Regions from separate parts of the Mus musculus genome. Here region 2 is linked to region 1. Evidence: chromatin loops called from intact Hi-C (ENCODE). Cell type or tissue: heart. All regions are shown on one strand. Links, peaks and the distances in the headings refer to the core of each region. The heading gives the core; the rest is flanking DNA. Region 1 has its middle 14 kb from the start of Spink4. Region 2 overlaps B4galt1 (UDP-Gal:betaGlcNAc beta 1,4- galactosyltransferase, polypeptide 1).

The links. Peaks named below come from ENCODE experiments on the same cell type or tissue, not always from the same donor. Only the 100,000 strongest peaks of a DNase experiment are listed, where the experiment ranks them.
Region 2: it touches region 1 in a loop (2.1-fold over the local background); 2 of 42 quality-filtered maps call a loop at or near these places.

The regions. Positions count from the first base shown.
Region 1 is chr4:40,901,538-40,910,715 of GRCm38, reverse strand. No RefSeq gene overlaps it. Among named protein-coding and RNA genes, the nearest start is that of Spink4, 14 kb to the left of the region's middle. In heart, for the core only: CTCF peaks have their summits at 2,745 (motif pointing right), 4,222 (motif pointing right) and 5,510 (motif pointing right); no DNase peak of the experiment used is centred there; H3K4me3 peaks cover 283 bases; H3K27ac peaks cover 546 bases.
Region 2 is chr4:40,818,275-40,823,274 of GRCm38, reverse strand. The region is part of intron 2 of B4galt1 (UDP-Gal:betaGlcNAc beta 1,4- galactosyltransferase, polypeptide 1); the gene reads left to right. Among named protein-coding and RNA genes, the nearest start is that of Mir5123, 29 kb to the left of the region's middle. In heart, for the core only: no CTCF peak of the experiment used is centred there; DNase peaks (open chromatin) are centred at 3,014 and 3,924; H3K27ac peaks cover 2,448 bases.

The sequences.
Region 1 (9,178 bases), core at 2,052-7,051:
CTCTCAGTAGCAGCATGGGCTGGGACTTTACCATGGCCTCAGGTGGCAGAGCAGGCTACTCACATCGGTTGTTCCTCTCCACCCTCACATCTCTAGTTCCGCTTCTCTTCATAGTACTCAAACCAGTCCACGGCTCTTTCTCTCCCATCTCTTCACCACATCACCTCCAAGTGTCTTCTGCCTACCCTCACCATGGGTTGGTAGGTGGCCTTCTGCTTGTATGTATGCACAGCAGACCTGGCCCTGGTGGCTGGTGGCATGTGCACAGGTGATCTGGCTCTGCCCCTTGCTGGCTTTAGCATTGGGTGAGCTAGCTAGGGCAGTGCTGGAGAGCTGGCCATGGTGGTGTGGTACAGGAGAGCTGGCAGGCTGACCAACTCAGTTACCACCCAGGCCCAGAGCTGGTACCCAAGAGCTTTGAGTTGGTACACAGCAACATCTACCCCATTGAAAAGATGTACTAGGGGGTTGGGGATTTAGCTCGGTGGTAGAGTGCTTGCCTAGCAAGCGCAAGGCCCTGGGTTTGGTCCTCAGCTCTAGAAAAAAAAAAAAAAGACAAAATAAGAGATGTACTAGGTGTTGGAGGGATGGCTCAGCAGTTAAGTGTATACTGCTCTGGATCCGAACCCAAGTTTAATTTCCAGGACCCATGTTCAGTGACTTCCAACTGCCTGTAACTCCAGCTTTGGGAGTTCCATTTCCTCTCCAGTTTCAGGAGATCTGGCACCCTTTCCTGGTTTCCATGGGCACCAGGCACACATGTCGTTAATAGACATACATGTAGGCAAAACACTCATATGCATAAAGAAAATTAATCTTTTTAAAAATAATTTTTATTTTTTTTTTTTAAAGATTTATTTATTTATTATATGTAAGTACACTGTAGCTGTCTTCAGACACTCCAGAAGAGGGAGTCAGATCTTGTTACGGATGGTTGTGAGCCACCATGTGGTTGCTGGGATTTGAACTCTGGACCTTCGGAAGAGCAGTCGGGTGCTCTAACCCACTGAGCCATCTCACCAGCCCTAAAAATAATTTTTAAATATTTATTTATTATTGTACATAAGTACACTGTAACTGTCTTCAAACACACCAGAAGAGGGCGTCAGATCTCATTACGGGTGGTTGTGAGCCACCATGTGGTTGCTGGAATTTGAACTCAGGACCTTTGGAAGAGCAGTCAGTGCTCTTAACCACCAGCCATTTCTCCAGCCCAAGAAAATAAATAAAAAATAAAATTAAAAAATAAAAGGCTGGACATGGTGGTTTACACCTTTAGTCCCAGTGGTCCAGAGGCAGGGGCAGAAGCAGGTAAATTTCTGTAACATTAAGGCTAGCCTGGTCTACATAGCTCTAGGTCAGCCAGGGCTACACAGTAAGCACCTGTCTAGATAAATAAATGGATAAATAAATAATTCATTTAAAATCTTTGTTATTTACCTGTGTGCATGAGTGTGTGGGTGTACCTGCCTGTATATGGGGGAGTACACGCATACTCATGCCTGTGCAGGAGAGGGGACAGTAAGGGACCATCACTCAGGGTCTGTAATCATGCTCACCTGCTGTAGACAGGCTTAATCCACACCACTGTGGCACAGATAGGCCTACAAAGAGAGTTCCAGGAGAGGCAAGACACACAGAGGGACCCTGTCTCAAAAAGCCCAAACCAAACCAAGAAATATCAACGCAAGCAAGCAAGCAAGCAAGCAAGCAAGCAAGCAAGCAAGCAGCAAAAACCCCAAACCCAAGTGAAGGCCGAGATTGGGTTGTACAATGCACATGCTTATCTCTCCGGCAGATCAATGTAGCCAGGGAACTGGCCTTTTATTATTAACCAAGATGGCATGTGCCACATTGTTGCCAAGGAAGCAGAGTGAAATAATTAACCATTACGCTGTCTCGCAGTATGCTAACAGAAGTCTTGACCCAAAGGTCATAAAAGCTAAAATGTTCAACCTGGTCCACTTCTCAAGAAAGCTACTTATATCCGGCGGCCCTTTCAGCAGCTCCCGGGTGTTGAGCCAGAGACAGGTGAAAAAAAAGATTTCTTCTGTTCTAATGGCATTCGCTAAATATTTACTATTCGGGAGAGTTGATGGGTGTAAGAGCTGCCAGCCCTTCTGGGCGCGGTGATTGCCTCCTGCCTAGCCTGAAAGTTGCCAAAGATCCTGCTTGCAAAGGTGGGTGTGGGGCAGGGTGTGATCTTGGCTCACCTTGTCCTTTCCACCTGCCCGGAGAGGTCCGGGAACCCTGACCAACACCTCTTCGTTAACTTTTCCGACAGCTGCGGGTTCTTCCTTCCGGGATTCCCCCGGGGCGCCCCTGGGAGCTGGGAAGGGCAGGAACCTGTCTTTCCCACAGCATCTGGCAGCCTGCCTTGGCTTTACTTGCTGTGCGGCCTTGCCTGCTGCTTTCCCTTTTCAAAAGGGGGAATCTCAACTGCTGCTAGACTGCATTAATGGGGCAATTTAAGTGCTGTAGCCAAGCTTCCTGCACATCGACAGTGTCTCTTCATGGTGGCTATCTTAGCTCCCAGATTGTGTGGACCTGGTTGATGAAGAGAGACCCCTCTTCGAGCGCCTCCAGATCTACTCTGACCCACCCCACCAGAAGCATCACCTCCTGTCAGCCTTTCCCTCTCCTAACAGCCACCAAATACTTATCAATAGCTCTTTAGCTGGCTGTGGGGCTTCACACCCACCTCTTCCCTGTTGGGATTAAAAAAGAAAAAATTAAAGATTTATTTATTTATTATATGTAAGTACACTGTAGCTGTCTCCAGACACACCAGAAGAGGGCATCAGATCCCATTACAGATGGTTGTGAGCCACCATGTGGTTCCTGGGAGTTGAACGCAGGACCTCTGGAAGAGCAGTCAGTGCTCTTAACCTCTGGGCCATCTCTCCAGACCCCAAGCTGGGATTTTATCTGACATGAACTAGACAGATCTTGTCACAGTCTGGGGGTTCATAAGAGCATCTGCCCTGTGTGTCTGGAAAATGCTGTTTTCCTTGGAGTCTTCCACCACTTCTGGTCCTTACCCCCCCCCCCCCACGCTGCATCCCCCCCCCCCCCGCCCCTGTAGGTCCCTGGGACTTGAGGGGAGGATTGTGATATAAACATCTCATTTAGGGCTGAGCTTTCCAAAGTCTCTTATTCTCTGTACTTTGGCCATTTGGGGACGAGGAGCTCTTTTACGGTTGCAGAAATAGAGTATAGTGTTATAAAGGGATAAAGACTAGGAAATAAAACAAGAAGGATTAAGTATGATAGAGGATGGGAAGTCAGGGTGGAGGGGGAAAACTATCACTAAGGGCTTTTGAAAAGCCATATGAGAACCTACTACTGTAGAAGTTTCTCTGTTCTCTATAAGAAGACCTTCCTGTCTTTGTCTGGGGTCACCATTTTGAAAAATGTTGACACCCCACCCCCACCCCCCCACCCCCGAATACTGGTGTTTTTGCAGAATAAACGTTCTTTGTTTTTGCATACTATCTGAGTCTGGGATCTTCCTTCAGCGATTTTCGGACCCTTACATATCTATCATATATGATAGGTTATTTCTCTGCCGGTGAAGTGAGCCAATTCAAGCCTCCAAGGCCTTAGCCTGTGACTGACCTGTAAATATGAAATTCACACCTGGCCTCCTGATACAGTCTCAAAATGTACACTTGATCTGGGCTATTTACTGTATGTAAATCTTGTTTGTTGGTTTTTATTGCTTGTTTGTTTTTAAAGGGAGTCTGACAAAGTGGCTCTTTTAAAAAAGTCCTTAGTTCCAGCCTTTAAGAGACAGAGGTATGTGGATCTCTGTGGGTTTGAGGCCAGCCTGGTCTACATGCAAGTTTCAAGTCAGCCAGGGATACACAGTGAGCTCCATCTCAAAAAAAAAAAAAAAGAAAAGAAAAGAAAAAAAAAAAAGTGGGTTGGGGAGGGGCTTGGGAGGACTGGAAGAGGGCTAGGAAGGGGGCTGGGGAGATGGCTCAGCAAGTGAAGGGGCTTGTGGCTAACCCCGAGGGCCCAAGTTTGATCCCTGGAACATACAGAGTGGAAAGAGAATACGACTCAGGCAAATTGTCCTATGACCTTCACACAAGTAGTCCTATGACCTTCACACATTACAGTGGCAGGAGCATGCCCACACCTCAACCAAACAACCAAACAAGGTAAAAAAAAAATTTTAATAGGAATTCTGGCTTAGTTTGCAGTTACTACCACAAGGTGGCAATGACACCTAAATCACAAAGGCTTAACTGTTGAATGATTTCATCATTCTATTGTGAGAGGTGGTTTTGTTTTGTGGGTTTTGTTTTAATTTTATTTCTGAGACATGTAGATTCAGATTGCCTTGAACTCAACATGTAGCTGAAGCTGACCTTGAACTCCTGATCCCTCTGCCTCCACTTCCAAACTGCTGGAATTATAGGCATACTCCTCCACAACTGGCTACTGAATGCTTTTCTCCTTTTTTCTTCTCTTCTTTTCTTTTCTTCCTTTCCTTTCCTTTCCTTTCCTTTCCTTTCCTTTCCTTTCCTTTCCTTTCCTTTTCTTTTCTTTTCTCTTCTTTTCTTTCTTTTCTCTCTTCTCTTCTCTTCTTTTCTCTTCTTACAGTTTTACTGTATAGCCCCATCTGGCCTGTAACTCACTATATAGACCAGGTTGGCTTTGAACTCACAGCGAACCACCAGCCTCTGCCTTTGCCTCTGTTCCCTAAGGGCTGCTAGTAAAGGGGTGAGTGGTTTTCTTGAAGCAGGAGGCACTGTGCTGGAGGTCTCCTTCTGTGTCTTAGCTTTCTCCTCCATTTGCTACCAAGCTCGAAGAATCCACGTTTGTTGGAGGTACACCTACACCATTGACCCTTGCTGTGGTCAAAGAGTGGACAGTTGGCACAGATGGTGGCGCGTACCTTTAATCCCATCATTCTGGCGGCTGAGGCAGAAGGATTATGAGTTCAAGGCCAGCATGGCCTTATTTAGAAAAAATAATCACAAGGAAAACAGAACACATATCACATACTCTCCTCATTCCCTTCCTTTCAGATGCACTACTGCATCCAGATCTACAAACACTTCCAAATACCTTAGTGACAAATACCCTTGTGGATGTCTGTTACTGGACCCATGAGACAATTTTTCTAATTACATAGGCAGGAGTGAGAGGCCTCTGACGCATATGTTTTCATTCACACACATTATCCTCCCTCTTTGTTTCTTAATAAATTGCCTCCAAATTTCTTTTGGTACTAATCACAGCTGAATTCAAGCAATGTCCTAAAGTTTTGTTTTGTTTCCATGTACTTGTGTGTGTGTTGGGGGGTGGGGGGTGGGGGAGATCCTATGTATGTGTTTGTGTGTGTGTGTGAGTGCACATGGAGGCCAGAAGTCAACATTGGATGGCTTCTTCTATTTTTTTATTCTTTTGTAAAATATTATTTTTTATTATTTGTTTTTTTAATAAAAGATTTAAATATTTTATATATGTGAACACACTGTCTCCCTCTTCAGACATACCAGAAGAGGGCATCAGATCTCAGTACAGTTGTGAGTCACCATGTGGTTGCCAGGAACTGAACTCAGGACCTCTGGAAGAACAGTCAGTGCTCTTAACCACTGAGCCATCTCTCCAGCTCCTATTTGGGAATAATCTTACATCACGCACCCTGATCATACCGCCCACTCTTCCCATGTCCCTCCTCCCCCACGAACCATCCCCTGACACCCCCCCTCTTAAAAAAGAAGGGGGGGGAACTCAGTCCATTTTGTGTTGTTGAGATACTCACTGTAGCATGGCCAATTCCTTGTGACCAGCCTCCTAGGGAGGATGAGTCTGTCTCTGCCTCTGTCTGCACCAGAAGCCATCAACTCAGGAGAGCTATGCTGAGGGCCAGCTCACACTGAGGCCAGCTCTCCTGCAACATGGCTTCAAGCATCAGACATCTGCATGGGCTCCCATGGTAACATGGACACAGACATCAATACAGCCCTTGGCCATATCAGGACCACTGACCCTCTCATGGCCTTCAGTGGCTGCAGGGGTCAGGGGCCTCAATGTGGCCTCAGCTTTATAAATTGTCACAGGCCATTCACATCAGGATGCCCGCCCACCCCCACCCAGGGATGCATCAACAAGGCATCAGGCAGTGGCACAAGGATCTCAAATGTCACTGTGGCCTAGGGCTACAGAATGGATCACAGACACCAACATGGCCTCCAGTGGCATCAAGAACCATGGTGGTCCTTTAAGAAGACCCAATCCAGAAAGGGAACACTTTCTCATCTTGGGTCTTCATGGTTGCCCAAGATGAGCCAGGGGCTGAGTCTGCCTCTTTATAAGCTCCAGGCTGCACAGCATCTTGCTGACCCTACTGGGCAGTGACAGTATGTCAGCCTCAGTCCTCTTTCACCTGTCACCACCATCGTGTCCCCAGTTCTGCCTTTGTCCACACACCATCCCATTTCTCAGTCTTTCCCAGCTCTCCACCTACTTGTGTATTACCCGCCACCTGATCTGAGGCCGGGTGAGCACATGTGTGTTTTCCACTGCCCCAGCCTTCGAGGCCAGGAAGTACTTGGGTCTTTTTTTGATCCTTTAAATTTTTAATTTTAATTAATTTTTAAAGAGTTGTTCATCTTGCTGGGCAGTGGTGGCCCACACCTTTAATCCCAGCACTCGGGAGGCAGAGGCAGGTGGATTTCTGAGTTTGAGGCTAACCTGGTCTACAAAGTGAGTTCCAGGACAGCCAGGGCTACACAGAGAAACCCTGTCTCGAAAAATCAACAAAACAAAACAAAACAAAGCAACCACCAAAACAAAACAAAACAAAACAAAAAACCAAATAAATAAATAAAAATAAAAAAACCAAACCAAACCCAAAACCCAAAAAACAAACAAACAAAAAAAGAGTTGTTAATCTTATGTGTATTTTATTTTTACCTGCACATATGTATGTGCACCATGTGGCGGCTTAGTGCCTATGGAGGTCAGAAGAGGACATTGGTTCCCAGGAACTGGAGTTACTGATGGTTGTGAGCCAAACCTAGGTACTGGGAAGCAAACCCAGGTCCTTCGAAAGAGTAAGTGCCCATAACTGCTGAACCGTCTCTCTGGCCCTCGATACTGTCTTTTTGAGACAGGGTCTCTTCATTGAAGAGGAAGCTTGCTGATTTAACCAGACCGCAAGGCCTTTGTGAGTGCTAGGCTGCAGTCGTTCCTTGCACCTCCCTCAGCACACGCATCTCACCAGGTGTTTCTCCAGAGATACACTTTGTGGTCCAGGAGCAGGCTCGTGCTATGCATCCGATCTCTCTCTTAGACACTGGCCACTATCAGTAGTTCATCAGGAGTTCCTTGGGTATTCATTTCCTATCCAGTATTTCTCAGTTTAAGTGATTATAAAATCTTTCCTCCTTCCCCTATTAATATCTATCAATATCTATTAATCTTCAAAATCAATGCTTAAATTTCTAGTCTAGGAAATGTTGCCTGTGGTAGTTGGAGTGTAATTGGCCCCCATAGGCCCATAGGGAGTGGCACTATTAGGGGATGTGGCCTTGTTGGAGTTGGTGTGACCTTGTTGAGGCAGGGCCTAGAAGTCTTACATGTGGTTGAGCATGCCCAGTGAGACAGTCTCCTCTGCTGCCTTCTGTTGTGGGTTTGGTTTAATGCTTGCATTATGGGTTCTCAAAATTGCATGAGAATTCACATGTGAGATGCTGAGGGTCCCTGCCCCCAGCTGGTCCTGACTGGCAAATAAAGTTGCGGCAGCCAATGGTTGGGCAGAGAGACCGAGGTGGGACTTTAGGATTCTTGGGCAAGGGTACTGAGAAAGAGGCAGTATTGCCATACTGGGGGAACAGAAACAGCAAGCCTGGGAAGTGCAGGACAGAGAGACAGCCAACACGTAAGAGTTGGGCATTGCTCAGAGGGCCTGGGCAGCCAGGATGGAATATAGGTTTTAGTAAATAATTTTTCAGGAATATCAGAGGGGAGAGTGTGCTAGCTACATGGAGGTTTAAGAGTGCCCCCCCCCATTGAGCTGCTTAGGGCATATTAAAAATCTCTCTCTCTCTCTCTCTCTCTCTCTCTCTCTCTCTCTCTCCCTCCCTCCCTCTTTCAAGAATCCACAACATTGGGGCAGTAGTGAGGAACTCGCACTGTCAGCGCTGGGCAATTTAAGAACCATTAATCAATGACAGCTACAGTCTTCAGATCAAGATGCAGAACTCTCTGCTTCTCCAGCATCATGTCTGCCTGCACACTGCCATATTTCCTGCCACGATGATAATAAACTGAACCTCTGAAACTGTAACCCAACCCCAATTAAATGTTTTCCTTTATAAGAGTTGCCATGGGTCATGGTGTCTCTTCACAGCAATAAAACCCTAACTGAGATATTGCCTTAACTATTAACCATCTATGGCTATTGTGAATTACCTTCAAGAGTTATCTGTTTATTTATTCAACGAGCTGTTGAGCATCTACCATGGTAGGGATTAGAGCTATAAAGAGTCCTTATCCCAGGGGCGCAATCGTACCAGGGAGACACAGGCAGATTCAGGTGAGCCCAGCTGCGTCCAGGACTATGACAATAGACAATAAAGATGGAGACAGGTGCTTGAGAAATAATGGGACAGAGTGACTAATTCCTACACCAGGGGCTCTTATAACCTTTCCTGAAACAGAGACTTCATAGCTGGAACCCTGGTACCATTTCAGTATCAGGAACTTGTTAGAAATTCAGGCTCTCAGGCTCCATGAAGAGCCTACAACGACCAAGTGAGAACCTGAGCATCAAGGAGACCCCAGGCCAAATGCTGATTTAGAGGTCACTGGGTCAGGCCAGGCAAGTAGAACAAGAAAAAAAAAAGTAGAGGCTGGGAGCAACTTTCTCTCCTGGCTCTAACCTAGCAATAATTGATTCAGCAGGCTAGGGAGCAGAGAGCCACACAGCCATGCAAGGAGCAAGGAGAGGGAACAGGGCCACACCTGTCATCTTCCCTGCCAAGCTGCCTACAATGGCTGGGGGAGGATAAGGGCTCGGGTAGAAAGGTCACTCTCATTATTCCTCTATACACATTGCTTTTCTTCCTTCCTTTCTTCCTTTTTTCTTTCTTTCTCTTTTTAAAGATTTATTTATATGAGAACACTGTCGCTGTCCTCAGACACACCAGAAGAAGGC
Region 2 (5,000 bases), core at 1-5,000, 85 kb after region 1:
TCGCTTGTTGATATAGCTCTGTTAGCCAAGAGAAATAGATACGGTGTGCTTGGCCTTTTAAAAGTAAACTTCCAGCAAAAATGAAAGAAAAAGATATCTCCAATGATCGCAAAGTAAAACACTGATTATTTACCATTTTTAGGCTACTCTAGCTTTCTTCCTACTCCTCCTCCTCTTCTGCTGCTACTACTACTACTACTACTACTAATAATAATAATAATAATAATAATTCCAAAACAATCCATTTTTGTTTCAGATTTTTTTTGGCAACTTTGAAATTTATCCAGCTGGGTGGTCAGTATCATTCTTCAGGGACCATCCATAAGAGACCATGTATGTCTCTACAGCCAGCCATGGGTGAGAAGTCTGGGGGAGTCCTATTCTAGAGCCTCAGAGAGTGATATGGACTAGGCTGAGTTTCCTGCTGTACCTCAGATTGTGTGTGTCAGGCTCTCATCTGCTTAGGATACAAGCTGAAAACTTAGCCAGCCTCTATCACCACAACCCAGATTCAAATAGATCTAAAGCGTTTTAAAGGTTCTTTTGAGGCAGGGTCTCACTGTGTAGCCCTGGCTGTCCTGGAGCTCACTTTGTAGACTGGGCTGGCTCAGTCTCACCGAGCTCTGCACCTGCCTCTGCCTCCTGAGTGCTGGGATTAAAGGTGTGCACCTCTGCCACCTGGCTCACAGGCTATTTTAAATTGTAAACAAACTGCTTTGTAGCAAAGTCTTCATCTACCTAGTGTGGGCTGGAAGCTTCAAGGTGGCGGCATCTTACACTTCTTTAAACATCCCTGTAGCAACTGAGGCAGCCCTCAGATATCCTAGCTTCCCTAATGCAACATAAAGCCCCCTGACTTTGATAGAAGCAAAAAAAAAGGGGGGGCTCAAAATGTATGTTGAAGTAAAGGGGCAGTCTTTCCAAAAACACATTTTAATGAAACTTGGCACCTAGGCAGGTAAGTCAGACTCATCAACACACCTAGATTACAGAATATACATGAATTTCAGTATTGGGGACAAACTTGAAAAACCAAAGTTATATTCATGGGGAAAACAGTTGTGCTCATTAAGCATACTGAAGAAAAGTAATGTTTTTCGTTTTTTACTTAATTTCTTTAATATTTTTAAGTTCTTGGTGCATGCCTTTAATCCCAGGACTCTGGAGGCAGAGGCAAGTGCAGAGAATTTGAGGCCAGCCTGGTCTACAGATCGAGTTCCAGGACAGCCGGTACTACACAGTGAAACCCTGTCTCAAAAAACAAACAAAATGGTGTGATTGGATGGATGGTGACTGTTTAATGCTTTTGAAGCTCAGAGGAAGGAGAGAAGGCTGTGCCCCGATATATCTAGTACAGGAGTTCCTAAATGTGTGAGGAAGGCAGATCTCACTGTTCTAGAATCTTCCATGTACTGACACCTTGTGACCTCCGGAAGTGTTTCCTTAGCTAGTCTAGACAGCTATTTTCCAAGAATCATCTCCAGTGATGAGTGTCCTGTGAGTCACGTTTTGGAGAAAACAACCCTAAATTACCCGCCGTCTGCTTCCTCCTTACTTTCCCTGAGATAGGAACTCCCCGTTCTCTTTCTCCCCCACTTGTACCTTAGTATCAGAAAAGGACTCTTTTTTAGGAGCTGGGGGTGTCACTCAGTGGTAGAATGCTTGCCTAGCATCCACGGGTCCTTAGCTTTGAGTGTCAGCCTTGAAGCAAAGAGGAGAAACAGTGTACTACCCTGTCACTGTTCTCTAGAGCTTGCCTAGACCCCAGAGGGCAGGGATAAAAAAAATTCTGCTCTGAGTCAGGGACAAGTAGAGAGAAGAACTGGTCACATGAATAACGCTGGGTTGCAACTAAGCCCCAGGTAAGATTCCTAAGTTCAATAATGTCCTCCCACTGGGCCACAACAGCTCTTCTTGAGGCCATGTATCCTCTTCCTGGCATGTTTCTCAAAGCCTGGTATCCAGGGCTGTAAGTGAGCCCCATAACCTGGAGAGCCACTTCCCAGTCTGTGATCATGGGCAGGCCACAGAAGCCCTTGACTACTTAATAAACACTAGCTGTTATTTCTTTCCTGTCCTTCTTGCCTGTTGCCTCTGCCTGGGACCTTGCTGGTAAATTCCTTATTGTTCTTCCAGCCTCCTGCTTTAGCCCAATGAAGCACCAATATCAGGGTCTTGCCTCCCACCTGTTAGGGCCTCTATGGGGTCAGAAGATAATGAGTAGCCGGTGTGAGTCAGAAGACAGGCTCTCAAGAAGACTCAGGGGTCATGCCTCATAAACTTTTTTAGGAGGAAGGTTGTGTCCTAAGTCCACTGGGTTTCTATGGTTTATACTTGCTGTTAACCTTGTTCAGTGTAGGCCCCTCCAGCCACTATGAAACTTAAAGCTCAGCATGAGTGTTCTGGAGGGGAGTGTGGGAGGTGCTCCCCCATTGTTGCAGAGAGGGGCAAGGGTGTCCTTTGGGGTTCTGTCTCTCCTCTTGCCATATGTATGCAGGTCTTGCTAGAGTCTCAGCATATCCTACTTGGTGTCATGGGTCCTACTCTGACACTTAGGTATCAGGCTAAATTCAGCCCTGGGGTAGACCTTGGTATGGAAATGAATGTCAGGGCGTCATATAACAAACAGGGAGTGTGTTCTGTCACTCACACTTCAGTCAGGAAAGCCAGGTAATAGTCAGGCTGCCACCTGGTAGCACCAGCCTTAAATGAAAAAGACAAAGGAAGAAAGAAAAGCAGAGGTAAGGAGCTTTAGAAAGTATCCATCATAAAAATTACAGTCGGTCATAGCCACTGCAGTGCTTTGCCCCCGAGTCAGCAGCTGAGAGGCAACTTTCCCAGTGTCACAGTGCTTCTGTCACCTTTGGGTCCTCATCTTTCTGACTCTGTCCGTGTCACGTCTTTACCTTAAAGCCTTCAACAACTTCCCCCTGCCATAGGCAAGGACCTGAGTGATCTGAAACCTTATCGTGGGATGCCACCTGGGGAATAGTCCTGACCTACTTCCAGCCACTTCTCCTTGTCACCCTTCACACAGCTTGCTACAGGCAAGCAGCCTGTCATTCTCACCCAGACACTTGTCACCTCCCCCTTGTACTCTGTGCATAGGCCTTCTCCGGTGGCTTTTTCTGGATATGATTTAAGCCTTGACCTCATGAGCTCTGTGAAGCCCCTGAAGTAGAGGTGACCTCTCCTCCTTCTCTTGGTACAAGGGACAATTACCATTTTTGTGTCTCATTTTGGCCCTTGATCCTTAGTTCCTAGCCAGACTCACTTCCACATGTCTGACCGTGGATCTCCTCCGCAGTCCAGAATGGACTCTGCAGGGTTTGGAACATGGGGTTTCTTTCTTTGAGTCCTGCTCATTTATTGATACCCATACTCAGGACCCCTCTGCCCCCGGTTCTCTAGTTGGGCCCATTCCTGCTGGAAGCAAAGCCTCCTCTCCTAGCTTGGCCATATTATGACCCTTTTAAAACTGGCACAGTCCCTCCCCAGGGCCCTTCACCTGACGTTCCTGTGCGTTGCTGACTAGGGTATAGGCTGCCTGTGATAAAACCTTAGGGCAGTCTTCCTTTTTGGGGAAGATATAATATGCTTTAGCCCCATGTTGGCTCATAATCATAAAACTCTTTTGAGTCAAGACATGATAGGTGATTCAACCCGCTAATTGTAGTCCAAAAAGAGGAAGATTGCAAGTTTGAGACTAGCCTCACTACATAGTGTGCTCGGGGCTAGCCTGGGCTAGCAAGCCCCAAACCCAAAGCACAGTCTCTCGTGTTCCTTTGTATTTTGACTTGCATAGACCTCTAGTGAGGGCTGCTTTGTAGGCTGCGTAGGCAATCAGATCATGGTCACTGGCGGACTGGGATTAGGTGATGATAGAATGTCCTGATCGCCATGATGTGTACTTGGTGTACCATGAGGCTTGTTAGCTCATGTGAGAGAGGCAGCAGCTTGTTAGTAATAGCTGCCAAGCCCCCAGGAGCCTTTGTGACTCGTGATACCTCCAGGCAGACCTGGCTGGACAGGCTTTGGGAAAGAGAGAGTGCCAGCCTGTGCTAGGAGGTCAGATGGTGCTTTGTTTGGCTGTGACTTTGTTCTGTTTTTGTTTTGAAGATACTTTTTGAAAAACGTGTGTGTGTGTGTGTGTGTGTGTGTGTGTGTGTGTGTGTGTGTACACTTGTGTATACATGAATGTAGGTGCCAGTAGAGGCTAGAAGAGGGCATCCACTGGAGCTTGAGTTATGATGGGCAATTGTTGGCCTCCTAATGTGAGTACTGGGAACCAAACTCAGAGAGATGCTCTACAAATGCAACATGTGTTCCCCACCACTGAGCCGTCTCCAGCCCCTCCTCCGAGGACCATTTTAGGCTCTAAGATAGCAGTTCCTCCAGGAGGTCAGGATCAGTTATGGCAAAGCAGAGCCGTGAAGGTGGCTGCTTCTTGGCCCTTAGGACTTGACTTCTGTCTTGATTATCTTTATGTCACCTGTCTTCTATTTCCTCTTCCAGCTGTCAATGGATGTGTAGGGGGATGGAACTTTAGGAGGGAGAGGGCTCAGCGGTTGACCTTCCCTTGCCTTGGGGCATGACTGATACGGGGGTGGAGTGGGAGTGGTGGAAGTGTCTGCCAGTCCAGTCTGAGTGCCACCCTCTGCCCTGCTGTCTCCCTGTCTGACCACATCTGTGGTTTCTCCTGGGGAGTGTCGTAGCACTTACTGGTACTCAAGCGCTAATGAATAACCTCCAGACATTTACACAAAAAAGGGAGTGACAGTGTATTTGGACTTGGCTTTATTGGAAGAGTGGTCCAGTGAGTCCTGCCGCAGCCTGAGGCTTGCCGGTCCCTTTGCCCATATCTTCTGCGTGTGCCTTCTTTTCCCTTCTAGTGGGGACTTTTGCCTCTACTTGTCAGTCCTGTTTGTAGCAAAGCAAACTGAAGGAGGAGCGCCTTCCTATTCATGAGTGGCTTCTTACTTTTCACCTACCTTCTCTTC